Linked DNA regions of Homo sapiens: all the other regions are linked to region 4. The links are chromatin contacts, found by Hi-C or POLR2A ChIA-PET in ENCODE. All regions are on one chromosome and are shown on one strand. Each heading gives the region's core, a stretch centred on a gene start or an enhancer-like site at or near the end of the contact. The rest is flanking DNA. Distances are from core to core; before and after follow the strand shown.

Evidence for each region. A loop is a pair of places that touch in the nucleus more often than their neighbours do. ChIA-PET counts read pairs that join two places held with the same protein, here RNA polymerase II (POLR2A). Pooled maps may share reads with other maps.
Region 1: a loop to region 4 is called in a pooled map, with 4 times the contacts of the local background. The contact joins the promoter of SDR42E1 here to the enhancer-like site in region 4. A Hi-C loop is called at or near these places in 2 of 37 single-sample maps with no recorded cell type and 5 of 50 pooled maps. POLR2A ChIA-PET finds 5 or more read pairs at or near these places in 1 of 52 experiments (WTC11).
Region 2: a loop to region 4 is called in a pooled map, with 10 times the contacts of the local background. The contact joins two enhancer-like sites. A Hi-C loop is called at or near these places in 2 of 37 single-sample maps with no recorded cell type and 5 of 50 pooled maps.
Region 3: a pooled map shows a loop between it and region 4 (16-fold over the local background). The contact joins two enhancer-like sites. A Hi-C loop is called at or near these places in 2 of 37 single-sample maps with no recorded cell type and 7 of 50 pooled maps.

The regions. Positions count from the first base shown.
Region 1 is chr16:82,010,157-82,012,856 of GRCh38, forward strand. It overlaps SDR42E1 (short chain dehydrogenase/reductase family 42E, member 1), which reads right to left and starts at 1,314. Exons shown (of 3, transcript NM_145168.3): 1 at 1,231-1,314. RefSeq lists a silencer at 1,089-1,238 and enhancers at 1,479-1,568, 1,579-1,658.
Region 2 is chr16:81,819,730-81,822,429 of GRCh38, forward strand. The region is part of intron 2 of PLCG2 (phospholipase C gamma 2); the gene reads left to right. Among named protein-coding and RNA genes, the nearest start is that of PLCG2, 42 kb to the left of the region's middle. RefSeq lists enhancers at 1,977-2,076, 2,257-2,446, 2,457-2,606. Within about 2 kb of position 1,427, at least 3 of the 41 ENCODE cell types and tissues checked have a DNase peak (open chromatin) inside an H3K27ac peak, as active enhancers do.
Region 3 is chr16:81,714,199-81,716,898 of GRCh38, forward strand. No RefSeq gene overlaps it. Among named protein-coding and RNA genes, the nearest start is that of PLCG2, 64 kb to the right of the region's middle. RefSeq lists an enhancer at 1-68. Within about 2 kb of position 1,298, at least 5 of the 41 ENCODE cell types and tissues checked have a DNase peak (open chromatin) inside an H3K27ac peak, as active enhancers do.
Region 4 is chr16:82,652,426-82,655,363 of GRCh38, forward strand. All of the region lies in intron 1 of CDH13 (cadherin 13), which reads left to right. Among named protein-coding and RNA genes, the nearest start is that of CDH13, 27 kb to the left of the region's middle. RefSeq lists enhancers at 1,055-2,254, 1,175-1,674, 1,496-1,705, 1,756-1,805, 2,046-2,095. Within about 2 kb of position 1,251, at least 13 of the 41 ENCODE cell types and tissues checked have a DNase peak (open chromatin) inside an H3K27ac peak, as active enhancers do.

The sequences.
Region 1 (2,700 bases), core at 64-2,563, 640 kb before region 4:
TTTATTAGCAGCATGAGAATGGATTAATACAGGTAGTTTAAAGGTTTAGCATTTAAGCCTCAGGACAATCTTCCGAAGTTGTTACTAGTATTATCATCAGCTTTCAGAAATGAGGAAAATAGATCAGAGGTTAGGAACCTTGCCCACAAATTATGCAGGTCATAAGGGGTTGGGCAGGGTTCAGGACTTGAAGCCGGGTCTGTATGACTCTTAACCACTACATGTAATGCCGCACAATAAGGCTGGGACAATACAGATTCGCTTAGGTCATTATCTTATCACTGTGAAAGGAAAATAAATCTTGGGGTCCCAAGATCACTAAGCTAAAGGGAAAAGTCAAGCTGAGAACTGCTTAGGGCAAACCTGCCTCCCATTCTATTCATGTATCTCTGCTCACTAAAATAAAGGCATATCTGATTGCTTCCTTTGGAGAGGCTAATCAAACTCAAAATAATGCAACCATTTGTCTCTTACCTACCTATGACCTGGAAGCCCCCTCCCCGTTTCGAGTTGTCCCGCCTTTCCAGACCGAAAAACATGTTCATCTTACATCTGTTCTTGTCTCATGTCTCCCTAAAATGTAGAAAACGAAACTGGGCTCTGACCACATTAAGAATACATCGTCAGGACCGCCTGAGGCTGTGTCATGGGTACATGTCTTCAACCTTGGCAAAATAAACTTTCTAAATGAACTGAGACCCGTCTCAGATTTTCAGGGCTCACTCCACCTCCACAATTTCTGTCACATCTGATTCATCTGGTATTATGACTAGCCTATAAGGTTTTGTTTAAACCTACTTACCTTTTCCCAACAAATACATGCAGTTTAAATGGGAACCTGTCACTGCCACTTTTAAGTGGCAAACCAGAACCAAGTGATAAAGAGGAGGTAATCGTTCTCCCAAAGTGTGCAGAAAATCAAAGACAGGAATCAAGTATAGCCAGCCACCTGTGGAAAGTTCGGAGCTTGGGGCCCCGATGTCCTTAAAAACAAAAAATGCGGAGGGCCAGTGTTTGAGGCCTTGGCGACATTCTAGAAAGCCAAGCTGCGCCCGGTCCCCTGGGATCAGGAAGACATCTGAAAGGGGATACTCCTTCCCGCCACCCTGCTCAGTCATTCACCACCGTCCCCCACCCCCGGGACCGCCACCTGTCGCGTTCCAGGCCGAGGCGGTCCAGGGTCCCCGCGGAAGGGCGGCGGCCCCCCAACCCCAGCCCAGGCCCACTCACAGCTGCAGGAACAAGGGCGCGGCAGACGGCTACAGCAGGCAGAGAGGCCCAGGCCTCCTAGCTACCCATCACCACAGCTGGGGCGCCGAAGCCGTCGGACCTGCCTCCTGGAGCCACTTCCGGGCCTCTCTAGGAAGCCTGGAGGTCTCGGAGTCTCTATGACGCGCAGGTGTCTCCTTCACCTTCACCGGCGTTGAGGTAGCAGGAGGTTCGCTTCATGAATTCCCCCACGTTCTCTGGCTGTGCGTTCCGCCGTGGCGGGAACCCTTTTAGGGTCACGTCTTCCCCCACGTCCCCTGTCTGTGCGTTCCGCCGTGGTGGGAACCCTGTTAGGGCCACGTCAACTGCTCTTCCCACCTCCAGTGTCTGCTTTTAGACTTTCACCTCCATCTTTGTTTATCCCCAAGGCCAAGACCAGTGCCTGATAAATAGGCACTCAGGTCAGCATTGCTTGGGTGGATGGATGATGGAAAAGGCTCTATAGGGAGGCAGAATATTCACTCTCCATGTATCTCTTTAAGTTTCTATTATCTCTGAGTTTCCATATCTATGTGTGCCCATAGGTTTTCCTGTGTCCCTAATTTTCCTTATTTCTCTTTGTTCTGGTCGCCAAGCAGGCAGTGATGCCAAGACTAATCTTTGTTGCTGAAGGAACCAAGGAATGCAGAAAGGAAAGTTGGCATCCTCACTCAGAGGTCTCCTTTTGAGGCCCATCTTTTGTCTCCTCATCATGAGTGTGGTTCTGTGGATGGTTGCAGACTGTACACGTGTATGGACATGCATCCTGGAATGGACCCCTGGCTGGGGAGGATTTCATTTTAGTGTCTTGGAGGATGGAAGTTTTGACTTCATGTGGTGCTCTTGCCGATAGATCTGGTACCAAAGGCAGACTCAGAGAGGTTCATATCAATTGCCTGATTTACTGCTCAGTTTTCACTAAGCACACACAGTCACAAGGACAAAGCTCAAGTCCTAGGATATAAAAATTAATGAAGCCCAGGTGAAGAAATCAAGAAGTGCCAGTCCCTGGCACTGGCCTCTCTCATAGGATGCTCTGGCTTTCCTGCCTGTCTTGTCCTCACCTATTAGGCAGGCATAAGTCACAGGAGACTTCTTGTGCTAAGCAGTCTTAAAGAACAGCTTTGCAGTGGCTGCTTAGGATACATAAAAATTAGAAGAGAAGAGGAAGGGTATTCAGGGGGCTGAGAGACCAGCTATATGCTCTTGAGGCCAGCAGCTAAGGAAGAAAAGACCCACTGAGGATGCAGTAAAGAAGACAGACTTCCTTTGGGGAATTACAGGATCCTCTGAGGGATACCCAGATTTAGAGTGTGTGGATAAACATGAGAAATGGTGAATTTAAATGTTAGTATTCTTGTGCCACCGAGGACTCTTTTAAAATATAATCAGGCGTGTTTTAAAGGAAAATTACAAACTCTATAATTGCTTCCTTAGCTTCCATCATAATTT
Region 2 (2,700 bases), core at 177-2,676, 830 kb before region 4:
ACCCACCACCATGCCTGGCTAATTTTTGTATTTTTAGCAGAGATGGGGGTTTCACCATGTTGGCCAGGCTGGTCTCGAACTCCTGACCTTGTGATCTGCCCGCCTCAGCCTCCCAAAGTGCTGGGATTACAGCTGTGAGCCACTGTGCCTAGCCCTAGCTCAGTTTTAAAAATTACATTTAGTAGGTCTTATTTTCCATTATCAGAGAAATGCAGATTCATTCTAGAACCTTTGGAAAAGATAGACAAACACAAAAGAAAAATATCTCCCATTGACTACCCTCCAGGGAGCACTGGACCCAAACTAGGATCTGGTTGCTTTTCTGTGAAGATGTCCTATTTCATCTTTAAGGATTATGATCTTTTAGGTAATGGAAGTTGTGCTTCATATTTTAAGAACTTTTTAAAATGAACTTTATTTCATATTTAATTTATATACAATAAAAGGCACTCATTTTAAGTACACAGTTTGATGCATTTTGACACATGTGTAGACATGTGTAACCACCACCCTAATTGAGACACAGAACACCTTCCATCGCAGGAGAGAGGGTTCCCTCACTTCCCTCTGCAGTCTGCAGCCCCCCACCCTCCCCAGCATGCACACTCCCTGCCCCAGGCCACCCCAACCTACTTTGAGTCATCCAGGATTTTTCCTTGGTTTTAGAATTTCATAAACATGGAATGAAACAGTAGACTGTGTTTTGCATTCGACTTCTTTTGTGTGATGTTCTCAAGGTTCACCCATGTTGTTGCTAGTGTCAGTAGTTTTTCCTTTTCTGTTGCTGAGCAGCATTCCAGTGACCGAATATACCACTGCCTACTCCCCCATTCTCCTCATGGGAGATCTTGGGCATATCAGTTTTCCCCTCTGTATAATGGGGAAACATTACCCAATTTTTTTTTTTTTGAGACAGAGTCTCACTCTATTACCCAGGCTGGAGTGCAGTGGCGCAATCTTGGCCCACTGCAGCTTCCGCCTCCCAGGTTCAAGCAATCCTCCCACCTCAGCCTCCTGAGTAGCTGGGATTACAGGTGCACACCATCATGCCTGGCTAATTTTTGTATTTTTAGTAGAGGCAGGGTCTCATCATGTTGGCTAGGCTAGTCTAGAACTCCTGACGTCAAATGATCCGCCCACCTCAGCCTCCTGAGTAGGTGGGATTACAGGTGCACACCATCATGCCTGGCTAATTTTTGTGTTTTTAGTAGAGATGGGGGCCTCATCATGTTGGCTAGGCTGGTCTAGAACTCCTGACGTCAAATGATCCGCCCACCTCAGCCTCCTGAGTAGCTGGGATTACAGGTGCACACCATCATGCCTGGCTAATTTTTGTATTTTTAGTAGAGACAGGGTCTCATCATGTTGGCTAGGCTGGTCTAGAACTCCTGATGTCAAATGATCTGCCCGCCTCGGCCTCCCAAAGTGCTGGGATTACAGGCGTGCGTGAGCCGCCGTGCCTGGCCACATTACCCGCTTTATCAGATTGTTGTGGGGATTCAGTGAGTTAACATGTGAGTGATTAGAATAATGCCTGGCACATAGCAGATGCTAAATATCATAGTAATAATAATGGATTGTTGTCTCTTGCTGTGTAACAAACCACCCCAAGGCATAGTGGTGAATACTGGAGGTATTTCCAGTTTGGGGCTCTTGAATAATATGAGTGAATGAATGAAATAATACAAATGTACATGTGTAGTTGGGCAGCCTCGGTGGCTGTTGCCTTCCTCGAGGGCTCGAATGCTGTGTGTCTTGGTGATCGGCTGACAGGCAGCCGTTGCCTCTTCTAAGATGGGTGGTTTTCCTTTTGAGGTGGGTCCTGGGGGCTCCTGGCTGCTCAGTGCTGGCCCTACTTGTTGCCTTGTGTGCTGCTCTGAGCCAGGCTTGGTCTTGCTGGGCTGACCAACCCATTTAAGCCTCAGGAAGTGGCCTCTGTAGAAAAAAATGTATAAGCAGCGGGTGGTGAACAGATCAGTGGAGCGCAGAGCCCCAAAATAGATCTTTCTCCGCTAACTTGCCAAGCAACTGGGGGCAGTGGCAAATGCTTTGCATAACTTCCTACCCAAAAGAAAAGGTTTTACTGCAAACAACTTTTGGGGACCCCTCCCCTCTCAAATAATCTCAGACAGATCCAAGATGTTTTTTTTTTTTTCCAGAGCAGCACAAAGAGAGAGCCAGACAGGCCTGGGGTTCCATCCCAGATCCACCATTTGCAGGCTGTGTGATTTTGGGCAAATTCCTTAACTTCGCTGAGCCTTCTCTTTTCCTGTGTTAACTAGGGAAGATGAGACTAGACTCTCCAGTGTGTATGCAAAGCACCCTTACGCTGCAGAGATGCTGCAAATAGGGAGTGTCTTTTTTTTCTTCCTTTTTCAATTTTATCCTCTGTGCTTGCCCTAGAGCTTGTTATCAATTTCTCTTAGCTTTGTCAATTGTGGTGGGGTGTGGGGGATTGAGATTTGGCTTTCCTGGGAAGATGTTCCAAAACTGTCTTTGAAATAATACTCTCCTCCTCTGCAGATCAGTGGACAGGGTGTTGAAGGGTCGGCATAGGTGGTAAGCATGATTGATGGCCCCCAGAGATGTCCATGTCCTGCTCCCCGGAACCTGTGGGTATGTCATGTTACTTGGTAAAGAGGACCTTGCAGATGAAATTAAGTGAAGAAGGTTGAGATGGGAGAGTATTCTGGGTTACCC
Region 3 (2,700 bases), core at 48-2,547, 940 kb before region 4:
CCAGCAACTGTTGGTGCCAGCCCCAAATGGGCCCAGTGAGAGTCCAACAGAGATCTAACCCCGTGCTGGGGACAGCGGTATTAATTCAGAATTTTTTTTTTTTTTTTTTTTTTTGAGACGGAGTCTCGCTCTGTCGCCCAGGCTGGAGGGCAGTGGCGCGATCTCGGCTCACTGCAAGCTCCACCTCCCGGGTTCACGCCATTCTCCCGCCTCAGCCTCCCGAGTAGCTGGGACTACAGGCGCCGCCACCACGCCCGGCTAATTTTTTGTATTTTTATTAGAGACGGGGTTTCACCGTGTTAGCCAGGATGGTCTCGATCTCCTGACCTGGTGATCCGCCTGCCTCGGCCTCCCAAAGTGCTGGGATTACAGGCATGAGCCACCGGGCCCGGCCTAATTCAGAAAATTTAAGGCAAATCCTGTCATTGGGAGCAGTGTGAAGCTCAACCAAGAGGGCAACAATTGGATTCTTACAAACAGCTCTGGGGCTGCCTGGCAATGCACATCTCCACGTTGCCCCACTTACAGCGCCTGCCTTAGAACGCGCTGTCTTCCGGTCTCTTACACTGCAGTGTGAATGGCGCTCCCCAGAGTTGTGCAGCATGAGAACCTGGTGAGCTGAGCTGTCATTTGTGACTGACAGGCTGCTCTAAAGCTAGCTAGACTTTGCTAGAAGCTCCCCCAGAGCACAATAAGAAAAAAGAGATCAGAGAATCTTGGAAAAGGGCTTGGCCTCATTCATTCATTCATCCATTCATGCATTCAGCAATTCATTATTGAGGACCTGCTTCCAACAGGTCCAGGGGGAGTGCTAGAAAACATGTGAGAAGAAGCAAAAGACCTACAGCTCAATAACAAAAAACCAAATAACCCAATTAAAAAATGGGCAAAGGTCTGTCAGAATTCGATAGAAATAAACATGGGCAAAGGGGCCAGGCGCGGTGGCTCATGCCAGTAATCCCAACACTTTGGGAGGCCGAGGCAGGCAGATCACAAGGTCAGGAGTTCAAGACAAGCCTGGCCAACATAGTGAAACACCACCTCTACTAAAAATACAAAAAATTAGCTCGGCGTAATGGTGAACGCCTGTAATACCAGCTACTCGGGAGGCTGAGCCAGGAGAATTGCTTGAACCGGGGAGGCAGAGGTTGCAGTGAGCTGAGATCGCGCCACTGCACTCCAGCCTGTGTGACAGAGCGAGATTCTGTCTAAAAAAAAAAAAAAAAAAAGTCACTAATCGTCAAGGAAATGCAAATGAAAACCACAATGAGATACCACCTGACACCTGTGAGGTGTGGCCATCATCAAAAACAAAAGAAAACAAAGGTTGGTGAGTGTGTGGAGAACAGGGGAACCCTGGTACGTTGTTGGTGAGAATGGAAATTGGTGGATAGCCACTGTGGAAAACAGCAGGGAGCTTCCTCAAAAAATGAAAAACAGAACTACCATATATGATCCAGCAATCGCACTTCTGGGAACATATCCAAAGGAATTGAAATCAGGATCTAGAGAAGAGATCTGCACTGTCATGTTCACTGCAGGACTGTCCACAACTGTCAAGATACAGAATCGGCCCAATTGTCCCTCAGCAGATGAATGGATAAAGAAAATGTGATATATACACACAATGGAACACCATTCCAAAGTGGTGTCCTTTACGCCTTTACAAAGAAGGGAATCCTGCTCTTTGCAGCATCGTGGAGGAACTGGAGGGCATGTGTGCTAAGTGAAATAAACCAGGCACAGGAGGACAGATACTGCATAATACCACTTCTATGAGGAATCTAAAATAATCAAACTCATAGAAACAGAAAGTGGAATGGTGGTTGCCAAGGGCTGAAGGGAGGGGGAAGTGGGGAGGTATTGGTCAAAGGGAACGAAGTTTCAGGTATGCAAGATGGAAAAACCCTTGAGAAGTACCATACGCATAATGACCATAGTTAACAATATTACAGTATATACTTAAGATTTGCTAAGCATGGAGATGTTATTATCACACACAATCGTAATAACAAATAACTGGGGCGGGAGGAAACTTTTGAAGGAGATGGAAAGGTTTATGGCATAGACTATGATGTTATCCCCAGGAGCAATTTGGGGAGGTTCAGACTCTTGGAGCCAGACGCTGCATGACCCCTAAACTGAAATTTCTAATCTTGTAGCTAATTTGTTAGTCCTGCAAAGGCAGTCTGGTCCCCAGGCAAGAAGGAGGTCTTTTCAGGAAAGGGCTGTTACCAATTTTGTTTCAGAGTCAAGCCATGAACTGAATTCCTTCCCAAAGTTAGTTTGACTTACGTTCAGGAATGAACAAGGACAACTTAAAGGTTAGAAGCAAGATAGAGTCGGTTAGGTCTGATTTCTTTCACTGCCATCATTTCTCCTGTTAAAATTTTGCAAAGGCAGTTTCAGTATGGTTTCACGGGTGTATGCTCATCCCCACACTCACCGAGTTGTATGTGTTAAATATGTACGGCTTCTTGTATGTAACCACCCAACAGGTTCACCACGCCCACTGCCTAGACAGGGCCAATTGATCAAGATAGGGCCAATTGATCAAGACAGGGGAAATGCAATGGAGAAAGAGTAATTTACACAGAGCCAGCTGTGCGGGAGCCCAGAGTTTCATTTTTATTCAAATCAGTCTCCCTGAATATTTGGGAATCAGAGTTTTTAAAGATAATTTGGCGAGTGGGGGCTTGG
Region 4 (2,938 bases), core at 1-2,500:
GCATCAGAAAAGCCATTCATCTGGTTTGAAGATAGACAGGTGGTTGCTGTCACTGCACCAGCAGCTTTTGAAGTTTGCTCAGTGATATGATTACAGCCCATACTTAAGCTTCTGCTCCAGGAAGTGAGATTGACCTTTGATCCTACTCCTCATTTAAAAATTACAGATCTTGGAAAATGAACCAATCTAGAAAGATATTGGAAGCTGCTGCTGCTGCTGCTGCTGCTGCTGCTGAGGTTGGCTGTCAAACCAACTTAACTGGCCTGCATTACCTAGAATTGTTTTTTTTTTTTTTTTTCTGGTTAAAACCAATGACCTTTAAAGCCTTTTTATTTTTCCTCTGACAATCTCTAGTGGACCTATGGTCTTTTGTGAGTTCTGATGGGAATCCCAGAATCTTTCTGTAACTGTGGGTTCCAATGAGAGAGGCACATTTAACAAAGACCAGAAGAAAATCAAAACTGTTGCTCAAACTGACAGTGTATGTTCTTCATCCCACTCCTTCATTAGCTCATTCATTCATTGATTCGTTCATTCATGTGCTGGCTCTTTGTAGAAGTTGGGGGTAAACAGGCGACCAAAAGGTAGTCCGTGACCCCAGGATGTTGTAATTCAGAAGGGTAAACAGACAAGGCAGTCAACATTGTCCATTCAGTGTGAATGAGCTTGGGAGTACAACCACTTTGGAAACCCATTTTGTTAATTTACCTTTGATAGATACTTATTGAACGGTTTTTCCAAGTGTCTGTGAAGAAGACATGGTGGTGGTAGGGGGTGGGTGGATGGTTTCTGAGGACCTGATAATGTTTCTCCTTGATTTTAGTGCCAGTTACGTGGCAACTCATGGAAAACATTGAGCTGAATACTTGGGCTTTTGCACCTTTTTGTAGTGCCTTAGTGTATTTTACACAAAAAAATAAATAAAAGTATGCTCAGCCTCAGGTGTGTTGGAAATACAGAGGAGAGACCAGCCCAACTTTGGAGGAGAACAGAGAGAGGGACCCAGGAAGGCCTTCTGGGGAATATATTTGACTTGGGCCCTGAAGGAGCAACAGAAATTAGGCACTGAGTAAAATGGGACTGGATGTACCTGCACAAAGCCAGCAGCAGAAGAAAAGACATGGAGTGGAGGGAGCTGGCAGTTCATGCTTGGGGGAAGCTGAGAGTTGCTTGTGGGGCTGGAGGCCAAGGTGCAGGGCTGCAGGGGTAGGAGGGAGCAGCCAGGGAGGGGGTGGATTGGTTAAGAAACACGATGTGCATGTCATGTTGAGAAACTTGGATTTCACCCTGGAGGCGCAGGAACTAGGGGGGATTTTTCAGCAGCAGTGACAGACGCTCTTAAATCTGGGTTTTCCAATGATCAGCATGCTTGTGCCTGCACCGGGGCGCAGGATGGGAGACAGATGCCTTTTGCAGTAGTTCCGGAGAAGAAGACTGAAGACCACATTCAAGGCCCTGAGAGAGAAGAGAAGGGGACAGATACCACAGAGATCATGAGATATAGCACAACAGATAAGACTTGCTAATTAACTGTACGGGGTTACAGGGAGGGACAGGGAGAAATCAGGTTTCTTCCAGCCCAGCTTCTGGTTGGAATCACTCAGGCAGAGACACATGGGCCTGAGAGAGGATTCCCCTTATGACATAAAGCCGCAAAAATTCTCATTAGTCATTGCAAAAACATCTATTTCCGGCCTACACTGCACCAGCCAGTGGGGGAGGTCCTGAGAGATAGAGAAAGGATGAATTCTTGCCCTTAGAGAGTCACCTAGAGATTCTGGGGAGACAGCAGGTCCGAGTCTCTCTGCCTGAAACCTCTGGACAGTGTCTTTGGCTGACACTTACATGGTGGTCTTGGTTTCTTATTCAAGGTCGGTTTCCCAACTCTCATAGCATCAGCTTTAGGGCATCCCCAAATCTCTTGCAGAAGAGATGGTTCTTTCCCCTTGAGTTGTTTTGAGCCAAGCATATAACATTGTGTGAATGTTTGAAAACTTCTCTTGGTTCTCAGAATGCAATTCTGACAGTGCTGAAGGCTGCCAATTAAATGAAGATTTAGATAAAGGCTGTGTGGGAGGTGGAATGCAATATTCTTAAACCTAATAATGGCTTCCTTCTGTCTTTTTGAAGCTCTCAAATAATCCTGATTGACTGACTCTCTGCTTTGGGCATTCCCATTTTCTGGACAATTTAATACCATTTAAAATGTTTGACAACTTTTATTTGGGGGCAGACATCCTTAGGGGATGGGGCCGTGGGCAAAGATACAAATGCTGTACCATCAAAGGAACCATGGATTTAAATAAGGATTTTTTTTTTTTTCATATTCAGAAGAGGTGGGTACAGAAAGGATGAGGGCAGCTTCTCAGGTTATAGTATTAACCACGTGAAGCAGCTAACAAAGGTATGTGCCTGGCCTTGTGCTAAAGGCTTTCCTCGTATCAGTTCTTTCATCCCTCCCAACACTACTGAGGTAGATGGAGTGACTAGATCCATTATACAGGCAAAGTAGCTGAGGCCCACAGCCATAGCAAATAAACTGTGGAGCTGGTGGTCCCAGATTTCATGCTTTTAGTCATTCTCTTGGCTCTGGGGTACAGGTAAGCTTCCAGAACTGGAGGATGGAGTCCAAAAGAAACTCAAGATAATTTCCCTGCCTTTCCCATTGTATCAGGGGATTCATCTGTTCATACATTCATTCATTTTCCCAACACATTTACTGAATGCCCGCAAGCACCAGGAAAATAGCAATGGGCACAACCAGGTTCCTATCTTCATGGAGCTATTGCTTTATTGGCAGAGGCAAACAGTAAAGAAAATTCATTAGTAATCAGTGTTGCAATCAATGAGCCGGTCAATCAAGCACCATAAAAGGGTAAAGTGTGACGAAGGTGCTCCTTGTGATAGGGGTTGGGGGTGAGGGGAGGTGTCCTGGAGA